Regions from separate parts of the Homo sapiens genome. Here regions 1 and 3 are each linked to region 2. The links are chromatin contacts, found by Hi-C or POLR2A ChIA-PET in ENCODE. All regions are on one chromosome and are shown on one strand. Each heading gives the region's core, a stretch centred on a gene start or an enhancer-like site at or near the end of the contact. The rest is flanking DNA. Distances are from core to core; before and after follow the strand shown.

Region 1 (4,243 bases), core at 666-3,165, 990 kb after region 2:
CAGGTACCTACACAATCACTACCTTCTCCCCCAGGACCTGGAAGGGAAGACTCAATGGCCTCCTTCAGCCCTAAGTGTCCCACCACTTGCCCAGCATAAGTCCTTGGTATGGTCTAGTTCAGTGGTTCTCAATCTTGGCTGCACATTGGAATCACCTAAGATTTTGATTCAATTGAGTTGGGGGGTAGGCCCGGCTGTGGGTCTTTTAAAAAACCACTCAAATGATTCTCATGCGCAGCCAGGGTTAAGAGCCACTGGCATAGCTTAGATCCACCTGGATGCACCTTTTATAAGTCTCCTCATCACTCTCAGTCTTCATCCTAAATTCTGTTTACCTTCTTAGTAATCGCCAGAGTTTGGTCTTAGGGAACTTGAAGGTGACTGGGAAAATGGATTTATGGCAACTATCATGTATATATACATCACTTTATAGCTTGCAAAAAATAGACAAAAATCAGGGCTATGGTCCTGCACCCGGTTAATCTGCTCTGACTTGACAGGGATAGGGGAGGGAATCACTCCAGTTTCCAAAGCCTGACTGACACAAAGCAGGGTAAGAAGAGAGGGATCCGCCCCTTCATCCAAGGCTAAAACAGTTCCCTCAGGCAGCTCCTGTTGGGACCAGGCATAAAGGTGGAAGGATAGATGAGCTGACCTCTCAAGAGTACTGGATTGTGATCCCTCAGAACAGGATAAATGACTGCTTCCCGAGCACTTTATAAGAAAACTCAGGAAAAGGGAAGTGAGGCTGGGAGAGTATGGCAGTTCTACCTTTGAAACCAACCACATTATCCCCTTCTGTTTGAGCTGTTTTCAAGTCCTGCGTGGTGCCCTAAGTAACCTCCTGTGGCTCCTGCCAGTCAAGATCCAAGTCCTGGATAGGTCTTTCCCAATGCCCATCCTCCCAGACACATGCACCCATTCCACACGGAGACAGGAGAATGGCTGCAATGACCTCCCTGTACCAAATCCAACAGGACACCCTGGCATGCATCTGTAAGTATCCATAGAGCCATGGCTGTTCAGCCTTCCGCTTGTGGCTCCACCCCCGCCCTTGTTATCATCTCCCCATCCCCAGTTGCTGACTGTTAACAGGTGGTGGCAGGAAGGAAGTGGCAGCAGCTTGGGCTGAAGTCCCTGTTTATCCCTAGCTGTGTGTGCAGCCTGCTCAGGTCCTCTAGAACCAGGCACCATGGCAACCACAGTGATGTCAGACCCACTGTCTCCATGGAAACCAGCAAAGGTATTTGGGTCAACAAAACAAATACTTATGAGACCCAAATAGGAGACACTCTGAAACTCCTATACTCTGGGTTCCAAACCCTGATACCTCTTTCTTGGTTAGGTTAACCCAGGGTTCAAAAAAACACCTCTTCTCCCAAGCCAGCATCTCACTGCCTTATTAGGAAGTTCCTTCTGCTGTCTAATCTCCACCCTTCCCTGCTGTGTTTCCAGATCTTTTTCTTTTCATCGACCTTCTGGAAGAAAACCCACCTCCACTCCCTCCCTCCACCCCCTTCTTTTCATTCAGGCAGGATTCAACAAACACCTCCTGTAAGGATTATGACAGAGACTTCTGCTATTTCTAAAAAACAGCTAAAGGGGGAGCTCTCCCACTCAGCATAAAGCTAGGAAGTCTCGCCTCTAGTTAATTTAAACTCCTCTAACAGTTGCTCCTCCAAACCGCTAAAGCAAAGGATCTAGGGCCACTTGCCTGGGGTACCCAGAGCAAGTTCCTGTTGTGTTAGCGTCGGCACCTGGCCTTCCTCCCCCAGCCCAGAAATGAAAAGCAGCTCATTCCTTCTAGATTAGTTCCGCCTTCCCTTTTCCTTATTCCACCCCCTTCAAAGCGAATCTGTGGACCCCTTCCCAGCTAAGGCATTACCTGAACCAGCTCTTGCTTCGGTCTTCAGCTTAACTTGTTGCAGGCTTCCCTTTGTTTGCAGCCCGAGAAGAAAATCATGTGACCAGAAACTGACCAATGAAAAGTCAACTTCCCCAAGGGGGCGGAAACTTTTGGCCAATAAGAGCAGGAATTGAGAGCCAGGGGAGGGGAAGGGAGGTCTAGCGACACGGCCCTAAACCTGGGCTTACCTCCTGGTGGGCGACCGGGGTCCCAGCTAACCGAATCCTGAGTTTCCTGCCCTTCTTTCCCAGTGTCTAAACAGTTTCTAGAGGGAACCCCCACAAACTGAGAGAAAAGCAGACGGTGCCGTCTTCTGAGATGACGAAGACAAGGGGCCAGGTTGGCCCCAGGATAGACAGAGACAGCTGTGAGATGGGGGAAGGGAGAGGGACAGGTCGCAAATCCAGGGTGTGGAAATAGCCCTCCTGCCATTCTCCCCAATCTGCTCCAAAACAGACTGCTTAAAAGATGCCATTGCTACTTTAAAAAACGGTTGGGGGACGGGAACGATCTGAAAAACATCCCAAAATGAAATTTGCTAGGACAGAAGCAGCCCCTCCCCTCACCCTTAGAGCGACACTTGCTCCCTAACCCAAACAACTGGGAGGTGGGTGGGGTGCTAAACCCAGAAGAGCTCAAGCACTTGTCTTCCAGAGGCTGTGGTGCCAAATCCGCCTGGCTCCAGGCCTGGCCCAGGAATATGCTCAAAAAGGAAACTCAGTTTCTCACAGTGGAGACACAGGGGGATGGGCGGGGAAACACAGGCCTCCCTTGGCTCAGCAGCTTATACCAGGGTCAGCTCAGGGGCCAAATCTGCCATTCCCACTCCCAGGGACCCTGGGGAGCATACATATCCTCAACCCCTAAGCACCCTACCCAGCAGTGACAGCGGCTCATTCCAGCCTTTTCACACAGCAACAGCAAGGAGTCCTTGTCTGGGATTTTAAAATCATTTTATTAATCCAACAGTACAAAAGACCCCCACCACCACCGCATTCTGCCATCACTTTGTTCCAAAAAGTAGTGGAGTGAGAGAGCGAGAGGGAGCAGATCCAGCAAAAACACTCCCCCAGGGGCCATTTTACAAAATGCGGAGCAGGGGAAGACAACACAAAAACAGCAACAGATAAATGGGGCAAACAGAACAACAAACACAAGAGTTGAGCAGCGGGGTGGGGGTGGGGGGTTGCCATCTACGCCGTTTTAGTGTGAGGGACACTGGGAACGATGCCCAGAGGCTGCTCTCCTCCCAGCCTCAAAGGTTGTCAGCTCCACCAGAGCAGGGTCTTCTCTCCTCATGCCAGGAACTGAGAGAAGTGGGGGTAGGGGACCACTAGGTCTTTGCCACTGTATCTTGAGCTGGGGGACTCCTAACTTCTCCGAGGGCCACACCCCATGCCTGCCTTCCCCACCCCATGGAGGAATGTGTGCATGAACAGAAAAGGAGAACGAGCAGCGCTAAGGTCCTCATCAGGCCCCAGGCCCATCTCTGGCAGGCAGTGCTTAAAAAATAAAAAAAGACAAATAAAGCCCAGTGCAGGCCTTTGGCTGAGAGGAATGAGAATTGCTAATTAATCACCAGGCCCAAGAGGATATGAAAGAATAGCAAAGAGAAGCAACAAACTCCAGGCTCTTCTACCTTTGAGTACCATGGCAATGAGGATCCCGCCGCATCCCCTACCCACAGGCTGTGACAGGGCCTCACTTGGATCCTTTTATCATGGAGGAAATGAGGTATAGGGCTCTGCGCCTTTTCAAGCTTTCCTTCAATCAAGCCAGGAAGGCAGGGGAATAAGGGCGCCGAAAGTTGAAGAACACACGGAGTATAATGTGCAACAGATGGGCTGGGGGAGGAGGGTACCACCAAAGTCCAGACTTTCAGGACAGCCCAAACTTCAAATATTCTGGTCTGTCAGATAACATATCCCAATTTTTGGCAAAAATATGGTCATTAGGAGAAAAGCACGAGAGAGGCTGAGAAAGGACCAGTGACTTTGGTATGAAGAAGATACGTCCTGACAGCATCTCTCACCTACTGTCTTGAAGCCCCAAATCACCAAGAAACTGCCATAACCAGGAACTCTCCTGCTTCCTCAGGCTATTTGGTTCTCTGAGGGGGAAGGAGTTGGGTAAGTCTTGGAGGAAGCAAAGGAGTGGGTAGAAAAAGGGGAAAATCCCCATTTATTCCCTAAAGCTGTCTCCCAGAGCCCATAAAAGGGCTATTGCAGGGATGGCAAGACCCCAATTCCTCTGGCCAGAAACCTTTAACACTTGACTCCAAAAACTAAGGCTGGAGCTGTGGGGTTCAGTAGGGGTGTTAGGCACAGGTGTTAGGGG
Region 2 (4,598 bases), core at 1,409-3,908:
ATAGAGTGAATTGGTAACACTGACACAGAATGATACGTACACACAGATTATGGTGTCACTCACAGTGTTACGTGTAGACCAAAGTTTCTCAGCTTTGGAACTATTAACATTTTGGGGCCAGGGGCAGTGGCTCATGCCTATAATCCCAGCACTTTGGAAGACCAAAGTGGGAAGATCACTTGAGGTCAGGAGTTTGAGACCAGCCTGGCCAACATGGTGAAACCCTGTCTCTACTAAAAATACAAAAATTGGCAGGGTGTGGTGGTGGATGCCTGTAATCCCAGCTACTCAGGAGTCTGAGCCAGGAGAATCACTTGAACCCAGGAGCCAGAGATTGCAGTGAGTCGAGATTGTGCCACTGCACTCCAGCCTGGGCAACAGAGCAAGACTCTTTCTCAAAAACAAAACAAAACAAAAACAAACAAACAAAAACATTTTGGGCCAGATAATTCTTTGTCATGGGAGCTGTCTTGTGCACTGTAGATTGTTTAACAGCATTTCTGATCTCTACTTACCAGATGCCAATAGCAGGCACAATGTTCCCTCCATCCCCCTCCCCATTGTGACAACTAAAAATATCCCCAGACATTACCAAATGTTTCCTGAGGGGCAAAGCCACACTCCTAGTTGAGAGTCACTGATGTAGACATACATGAAAAGGTCACACATTGCCCATCTCCCCAAATACTCATACATAGAGCCACATATCACAGGACATTCAGGCTTATACGCAGTCACACGGAAACACAGGTCACTCAGTCACAGACACACAAAGGGATACATCCAGTGTTACTTCCTCAGTTTTAGAGGAAAAAAGGAAAGAGCCCAGGATGACTTTCCTGCCCCACTATCCAACGGCCTCAGTTTTTCCTATAATAAACCAAGTCCTATGCCGTGGACTTGATCATTCCTCACAGCCCACTTCCTTGGGCCAAAGCCTAAAAAGGTTAGCAACACCAAGACCCAGGGAATCGCTTCCTATCCTTCTCAGGCCTACAGAGACCTCTATCTCCAGCCCTTTAGGAAAGTGGTGAGAGAGTGAAGATGATTCTTGGAGCACTTGCTGGTAGCTAGAACTGAGAACCCATAGAGCAAGTCACACACCTGAGAAAAAGTGTCTTACTGTCTCAACGGGAATGTAGGGGTCACACAGGGAATGGGGAAGGGGGAGGGAACACATAGAAAGAATTATGCCCCATAACCAAAAATCACAATTCATACCACATGCCAAAAGTCTTCCACACAGTCATGGAGTGGCACATGAATCAATCTCCACAAACCAACACTCCCAGAGGTGTGTGATTCCCCTCCCGCAAGTCACATGCCCAGGCCAGTGCTCACCGTCACGTGCAAGGCTGCCAGGGCCTCATCTATGGCAGCCAGGTAGTCAGGCAGCAGGTCCAGGAGACAAGTGGCCAAAAAGACGCCCCCCGCGAAACAGCTTACTAGGCTCAGGGCTTTCTGGCGGGAAGCTGGGTAGGGGTGAAGCACAGAGGGGAATAAGCAAACAAACCCCCTCCAGGGCCGACCACCCCAACCCAAACAATGGCTACCCTTGCCTTTCCCTCCTCCTTTGGTCACTCCCCGCCAGCCCCAGAGCCCTCCCTAAGCCAAGCATTCATAGCAGTGTGGGGAAAAGGAGAGGCTTACCTGAGCCTTCATGGTTAGCTCCTGGCCGGCGCAGCACACAGATGGGCACCAGGCTGCAGAGGAGGGTGAGCACCAGCAGCAGCACCAGGGCCCCCAACTTCACCTCCAGCCCCACAGGCACTGGAGGCTCTGAAGCTACCGCCTCGGGGCGCCACACCAGGAGCTCTGGCTCTCCCCAGGGCCCCATGATGCTTCTGGTAGCTCCAGTGACTCTCAGACCTAGGAAGACAGACCAGAGTGGTTGGGAAAAATCATGCAAAGGAAGATGGGGCAAGGAATGGGGAAGCTTGGTCAGCAGAGTGCAGCTCCCTGGCCCCAGCCACTTTGTGACCTTCCCCTACCCAGGGTGACTCATCTACTCCTGTACCAGGAACATTCCTCTCTTCTCACACTTTCTTTCCCAAGTGACTTATTCAGGGAGACTGCACGGGGGAAACCGAGGCATGAGAAAGGCTGTATGGATATCTCATCACCCTTTCACCTGGTGCCCCCAGAAAACTAGGAAACTAGGAGCCGCCTCCAAATAGGACCTGGAGCTGGAGTTCCCCTAAGGAATGTAGAGGCCGGGTCCCCAACTCCCGAACGGAGTGGGTGAAGCCAAAAAGGCTAGGGCTGTGCAGAGATGTCTTGGGTAGCTTCGTGGGCCACCTGGACAGGGTAAGTTTGGGTGCTGGATCGCTCCATCGTTCCCCTTTTCCCAGCGCAGAGAACAAGCGCTTCAGGCCCCAGGATGGGACCTAGAGGCAGATGGCCAAAGAGAGGGGCCCTAAGAGTCTGCGGTCCCGGGACGGACTGAGGCGACACTGAGGGCGGTGCCTGAAAGTCCGGGCTCCAGGAGGCGGGGTGCGAGGCCGCCAAGCGTCGCGGGAAGCAGATGAAGAATGCGTGAGCTGGGACTCCTGTTCCCGGGCCCGGGGAGGCCTGGGCAGCCGACATGGACCCCGCTGCCAGACAGCCCGCACTCACCTCGCGAGGGTCTCACTACATGGTCTCCGCGCGCTTCCGGCCTAGAGTCGGGAATTCCCGCCCCCTCCCATAGCTCCCCCCTCCCCCACAGGAGCCGCGTACCCACGACCGACTGCCAATGGCAGCACCGAGTGGGCGGGGACAGACCGGGAGTGACGTCAGTTAGGAGCAATCAGAGATCGGGAGCGGGAGCGGGCGGAGCAGGCGACCTGAGGAGAGTGAGCGAGAGCAAGAGCGGATATTAGGAAAAGGACCTCGGGGCTGGGGCCCTGGGGCGCATCTGTGGAGGACTGAGGGGCCGGAGCGGGCCAGTCAACAAAGGCTTTGATTATATGGATATTTTTAAAAGAGGGAGACCCCGCATTGTCAAGTCTTCCGGCCCACATCTGAAAACATCTTCCTGGCCTTGGGCCAAAGTCTCATCTGTCCCTCAGAAGGCTCTGACACCTCGTCAGTGCCTCTTGGCGCCCAAGGGAAAGCATTCCCCTCTTGGGACCAACTTCCTTGACTGCTTTCCCTCACCAGCACCCACAACAAGGAAAAAGACAAGGCAGAATTGGAAAGGGGGGAAAGCAAAGAGAGGGTATGTCTTGAAAATCATCCCTTCTCGACTACTTATGGCACTCAGTGCAGCCTCCGCCTTCTCCAGGTGGGTGGGGACGTGGTGGGACCGGAATGCGGGGTGCTGAAGCCGCGCCCAGGGAAGAGCCCCCAGCGCATTCCAGGATATCTGCGTACCGCGCCTGCGGGCGTCTGGCCGGTTCTCCCACCTGATTTCCAGCCCAGCTCCCGCCACCCTCGCCGGTCGGTTTGCTGTTTGCTGTTCCTTGAATGCCCCAAGGTAGTTGTTTCAGCTCAGGACTTTCACCGTTTCCTCAACCTGGATTCTTGTGGCCCACAACTCTGTGCCTTGAGAATCCTCTTCTAGCCTCAAGGGACGGTAAGACAAAAGAAAATTTAAAAAGGGGGCTCAGCTGTTCTTTTATGCAAAGGTGAAAAAAGCTTCATTGCCTAAAGAAGGGACAGATGGGATCTTGCTTCCTACAGGAAAATTAATTTTAAAAAAGAAAAAAAAAAGGGGGGACAGTGTAATGCTTCTCACAAGGCTCCAGAAACGAAGCCCAGTAATTCCTTAAGTAAAAGAGGAATGTGAAGACTTCTTAAGGGGCCGGGCGCGGTGGTTCACGCCTGTAATCCAAGCACTTTGGAAGGCCGAGGATGAATCACCTGAGGACAGAAGTTCAAGACCAGCCTGGTCAACATGGTGAAACCCCGTCTCTACTAAATATACAAAAATTAGCCGGGCGTGGTGGCGGGGGCCTGTAATCCCAGCTACTCGGGAGGCCGAGGCAGGAGAATCGCTTGAACCCGGGAGCCGGAAATTGCAGTGAGCCGAGATCGCGCCATTGCGCTCCAGCCTGGGCAACAACAGCGAAACTTCGTCTCAAAAAAAAAAATTATTCGTAATTGGTAACATTAACAAGGAATTATGACTGGGGGGGTCAGGAAACCTGGATTCTGGTCCAAGTTCTACCTTTATAGTTGTCAAATATATATATTTGTTTATTTATACACATACATATGTCATATATGATTAATAATTGTATATATTTATGGTGTACAACATGATGTTTTGAAATATATGTACATTGGGCCGGGCGCGGTGGCTCACGCCTGTAATCCCAGCACTTTGGGAAGCCGAGGCGGGCAGATGACGAGGTCAGGAGTTGGAGACCAGCCTGCTCAACATGGTGAAACCCTGTCTCTACTAAAAATACAAAAATTAGCCAGGCGTGGTGGCGCATGCCTATGATCCCAGCTACTCAGGAGGCTGAGGCAGGAGAATCGCTTGAACCGGGGAGGCGGAGGTTGCAGTGAGCCAAGATCACACCTCTGCACTCCAGCCTGGACGACACAGCGAGACTCCGTCTCAAAAAAAAAGAAAAAAGAAAAGAAATATATGTACATTGCAGAATGGGTAA
Region 3 (4,275 bases), core at 909-3,408, 600 kb after region 2:
CTTCCAGAAGAGCCCCTCAAAGACCAATTCTCCCCACCTCTCCCTTGGGAACCTGCCACCTTCTCAGTCCAGGCGTGGGCTGTAGGGCTCCACATGGCAGGCTGGGAGAAAGAAGCCTACGCTACTGACATTCCCAGCATTCCTGAGCCACGGTGCCAAATGCAGCCTGACCAGACTCCCTCTCTGCCCAAACCAAGGGGGCTAGTTTAGGCCAAGTCTCCTTTATAGCCATGGGGAGTCTGGCTGAGGACCCCCTAAATTTAACTTCCTGCCAGGGACAAACGCAGTAAATGGCCTCTGGCAACAGAAAGAGCAGCTGGATAGGGGCAAACCTACCCTTAAGGAATTAGAAGCTTAATTCAGGAACAAAATTAACTCGAGGTTCCCACACAAGCCAGGGAAACCTTATCCACCTCTACTGGGTATCTTAGCATTGCCATGACTCTAATCCTCAATGCTGGAGGAAAAATAATTATCAAAGATGCCCAAGTCTTCACTTAACTAAGCCACTCCTAGTCCTTCAATTTTAACTTTCTAGCAGGAAAAAAGAAAGGAAATGAAAAGAGAAATGGGACATATGAGTTTTGGTGGGGCACCAATCAATCCAAACTGAGGCTTTACCTCACCAAATCTTAACTTGGTTTGATTGAGAAAACGGACAGAAAACACCAGTAAGTTGAATTCAGGCCCCCAAGTAGCAGAGAATTCACAACTCTGCCTTTCCCCAGGCTACTCCGATTAGGTCTGCCTGCCTGGATAAAGTACTGTCTGCTAGCATTTCAGCTACTGCTCCGGTAGAGAGAATACCATCACAGCAGGTAACATCAACCAATATAAGTGCTATAGCATGCAGTACCAGACATTCCCAAATTAGCAGAAGCCAATTCTCTGTTCAAGGGATGTCTGAGGGTAGACCAGGCAGGAGACATGTAAGGTGTATGCCTAGGATGGAATGACGCTCACAGGGGAGAAATGCAACTGTTACTGCTTAGAATAAATGGGGGTAGCCCTCGCACATCACATCACTATCATTACCAGGAAAAGCAACAACCCAGGGCAAATGGACATATCCATAGGGAACAGGCAGGGGAGTGGCAGAACTGCTACCAGCTGAGGCAAAAAGAGGAGAGTTAGAGGTTACACCAGAAAAAGAATCCAAAGGAGAGAAGGAAGAGGAGTCAATGAATTGCAAACTATCACTTGGTGAAGTTGAGAGAGCAAGAGGGTCTGCATGAGGGATGCCTAGGCGGGGATCCCACAGGTGGCAACCTCCTAAGTCAGAGGTACTACTGAGAAGGGGGCATCGCTGAAATGTGCAGTGAGTTTCAGGCCAGGTCTTTGCAGTTAGGGTCAGTGCCGAGGCCTAAAACCTTGAAATAAGAGTAAGGGGAAGAAAGACGCATTCCTAGGTGGCAAGGTAAAGTTGTGGAGGAGTAGCCAAAAAGAGCCAAAATCATGAACCTTGGGATGTGGGTGGGTTCGTGGAAACGGGTAGTCTAGGCGCCATATGTCGGGGTGTCCCTTGCTATTGGGGTCAATGGTAGAGATTCTGGGTGCACTGCATAACCTCAAGCAGCAGAAACAAATGTAACCTGGAGAGAAAGAACTGAGCCCTGAGAGGGGCTTCGGCCTCCCAGGTCCTTCGAGAGCAAAAAGCTGGATGGAGTGATCCTGGGTCCCTGACAAGGGGCCCCCACAGAGGCGCACGCGAGGGGGTCCTCACCGTGATGTTGCAGTGGATGCGGACAGGATCCCCAGGCACCGACCCCCGTGGGGGGAGATGCGGTCCGGGCGCGGCCCCCGCCCCGGCCCCTCCGGCCCCAGCCAGCAGGAACTCGCAGCTCAGCTCGTCCAGGCAGGCGCTGGCAATGCGGAAGCGCTCGTGGCCGCGGTGGAAGATGGACTCGAGCAGCTTCAGCTCTCGCCTCAGGCAGGGCCCCGGCCCCGGGCCCCCCCCTGGGCCGCCCCCGGCCCCCGGCGCCGCCCCCTGGCCCCCCAGCTGCTGCCCCGGCCCCGGCTGCTGCTGCCCCTGCGGCTGCGGCTGCTGCATCCTCCGCTCCGCTCCGCTCCGGGGCCGGCGGGCCGGGAGCCTCCGGCCTGCGCTCCGGGCTCCGCCGCCGCCGCCGCCGCCGCCGCCGCCGCCGCGGTCCGCACTTCCTGATCCCCCCTTCGCCAAGATGGCGCCGCCGCCACCTCCGGGACAGGCCCCCCCCTCCGCTCGCTGGCCCCCCCAGCCGCCGGAAGCCGCGCGCCCCTCCTCCTCCTCCTCCTCCTAGGCGGCCCCGCCTCCGTCCCCCTCACGTGACTTCCCTGCTCTGGCCTCCTCCACGTGATCTCTCCGTCTTTCCCGCCCCCCTGTTCTCGCCTGCCACCCTCCACATGTGACCCGGGGCCTGGGGCTTGCCTCTGTGGGCGCCTCAGTGCGAGTTTGCGTATGTCGTGCGTGCTTGCGCGCGACGCCCCTTCGCCTGCGCTCCCCTCTCACGTGACTCGGTGCCGCGTGCTCCCAGGGGCTACCCGCGCAGGACGCTGTTTCCTGCCCCGGGCGCCGCTTCCCCCGCCCCCGAGCCGTGGCGAGCGTGCCCGGCACTCCATGGACAGAGAAGAAAGAAGTGCTGTCTTCCCCGTGCAGTCTTTATCCTGCTCCCACATGCTGGTCTTCGGCGCAGGATCCTGGAGCCTCTGCTCCCCGTGGGGGTGGGCATGCTGTGTCTTCACACTCGGGTGGGTGGTCGGGGTAGGAGCCGGGAACCGGAATGGAAGAGGCGTGGATTCTCGTCCCAGCCCTGGCTCTCATGGCGTTTTGTGACCTTGGGTTAACCACTTTCCCGCCGAGTCTCAGTTTCCTCATCTGTACAATGGCTCTCATGAGAATGATGCCTGTTTTTCCTATTCCCAGGGAGGGATTCGATGCGAGGACACCATAAAATGAGGAATGATAATAGATCACTGCTGTGTTATGTACAAGTGTTAGTTAATATCAGGCCTTTCGCGCTTTTCAGACCCCATGGGTCTGGACGAGGTTGGGGGAAGGACAGCATGGGCTTCCTCCACAGAGTCATGGAAGGAGTGCTGACTCGGGTGGTCCCCATTCCCTTTCCTAGGCCTAAATGGCTAACACCTTGTCGCAGTGGTCTTGGCAGCTGCCAGGAGTAGGTAGTGCCTCCGGACCCTCGCTAGGTGGCACTATCACAAAGGACAAAGCTGGTTGAAGCTACAGAAATCCCGAGCTGGCGTTCGTTTTGCCAAGGGCAAGTGTTATTAGCCTGTGGTAAGGCCTAGTCAATTCTGCTGGGCCAACTCAGCCCTTAAACCACTGGTCAGATTGCCCCGTTTCTCTCCCACTTGTACTAAAATGAGCTAGCCTTTGCTGGAAGACTATTCAATTGCCTCTGCAGAGGCCTCCTTTGGTCAAGTTGGGGTATGGGTATTTAAAGACGATTATAGTCTGTTCCTGGTCTTCGTGGGGCCATTTATCTGGTTTAGGTAGCCTGAACAGTTTGCTACATGTTGACTTTGTGTCTGTGTGTGCAAGCTGATAGCATAAAAGGCTGTGGTGGGAATTCCTGTTAATTATTTCCTGAGCGAAGGTGTTTTGCAAATATATATATATATATATATATATATATATTTATTTATTTATTTATTTATTTATTTATTTTAAGACAGGGTCTTGCTCTCTCGCCCTGGAGTGCAGGGGCACAATCTCAGCTCACTGCAGCCTCGGGAGACCTCAAGCTATCCTCCCACCTCAGCCTCCCAAGTAGCTGGGATTACAGGCGCATGCTACCACAGCTGGGTAATTTTCGTATTTTTTTTGTAGAAAGGGGTCTTGGTATGTTGCCCAGACTGGTCTCAAACTCCTGGGCTCAAGTGATCTGCCCATCTCGGCCTCCCAAGGTGCTGGGATTGCAGGTGTGAGCCACTGTGCCCAGGTGCAAATATTTGTAAATCTCCCAACAACATTGCAAGGTAAGTATTTTTACCCCTGTTTACAACTGGGGAAAAGGAGTGACTCTGTAAGGATATACAGTCTGTAAACAGAGTTCCTAGGCCTGTCTCCAAAGTCCATGCCCTTGTACCCTACTCTGCCTTTTTTAGTGTGTTGAACCCCAGCTCTGCCAACTACTAATGATGTGACTGTGGGGAAATTACTTAGCTTGTTTGTGCCTTAGTTTTCACACCTGTAAAATGGAGATCATAATAGTACTTACTTGTTAGGAGGATTATGTAAGAACACACGTAAAGTGCATAAAATAGTGCCCATGGTAAGAA

Evidence for each region. Hi-C counts contacts between places; a loop is a spot of excess contacts on that map. ChIA-PET counts read pairs that join two places held with the same protein, here RNA polymerase II (POLR2A). Pooled maps may share reads with other maps.
Region 1: a map of naive thymus-derived CD4-positive, alpha-beta T cell shows a loop between it and region 2 (4-fold over the local background). The contact joins the promoter of PBXIP1 here to the promoter of SLC39A1 in region 2. A Hi-C loop is called at or near these places in 1 of 168 maps with a recorded cell type or tissue (naive thymus-derived CD4-positive, alpha-beta T cell) and 2 of 50 pooled maps.
Region 3: a pooled map shows a loop between it and region 2 (5-fold over the local background). The contact joins the promoter of UBE2Q1 here to the promoter of SLC39A1 in region 2. A Hi-C loop is called at or near these places in 2 of 168 maps with a recorded cell type or tissue (B cell and naive thymus-derived CD4-positive, alpha-beta T cell) and 8 of 50 pooled maps. POLR2A ChIA-PET finds 5 or more read pairs at or near these places in 1 of 52 experiments (PC-3).

The regions. Positions count from the first base shown.
Region 1 is chr1:154,954,184-154,958,426 of GRCh38, forward strand. PBXIP1 (PBX homeobox interacting protein 1) reads right to left here and starts at 1,916. Exons shown (of 11, transcript NM_020524.4): 1 at 1,886-1,916. PYGO2 (pygopus family PHD finger 2) reads right to left here. Exons shown (of 3, transcript NM_138300.4): 3 at 2,843-4,243.
Region 2 is chr1:153,960,879-153,965,476 of GRCh38, forward strand. It overlaps SLC39A1 (solute carrier family 39 member 1), which reads right to left and starts at 2,659. Exons shown (of 4, transcript NM_001271958.2): 1 at 2,617-2,659; 2 at 1,651-1,869; 3 at 1,342-1,472. The coding sequence starts at 1,837. It overlaps MIR6737 (microRNA 6737), which reads right to left and starts at 1,542; the gene lies at 1,473-1,542. RefSeq lists enhancers at 1,943-2,897, 2,226-2,295, 2,247-3,446, 2,336-2,395, 2,546-2,715 and 1 more.
Region 3 is chr1:154,556,504-154,560,778 of GRCh38, forward strand. It overlaps UBE2Q1 (ubiquitin conjugating enzyme E2 Q1), which reads right to left and starts at 2,159. Exons shown (of 13, transcript NM_017582.7): 1 at 1,724-2,159. The coding sequence starts at 2,050. RefSeq lists silencers at 1,754-1,853, 2,174-2,253, 2,344-2,433, 2,554-2,643 and enhancers at 2,013-2,594, 2,595-3,175.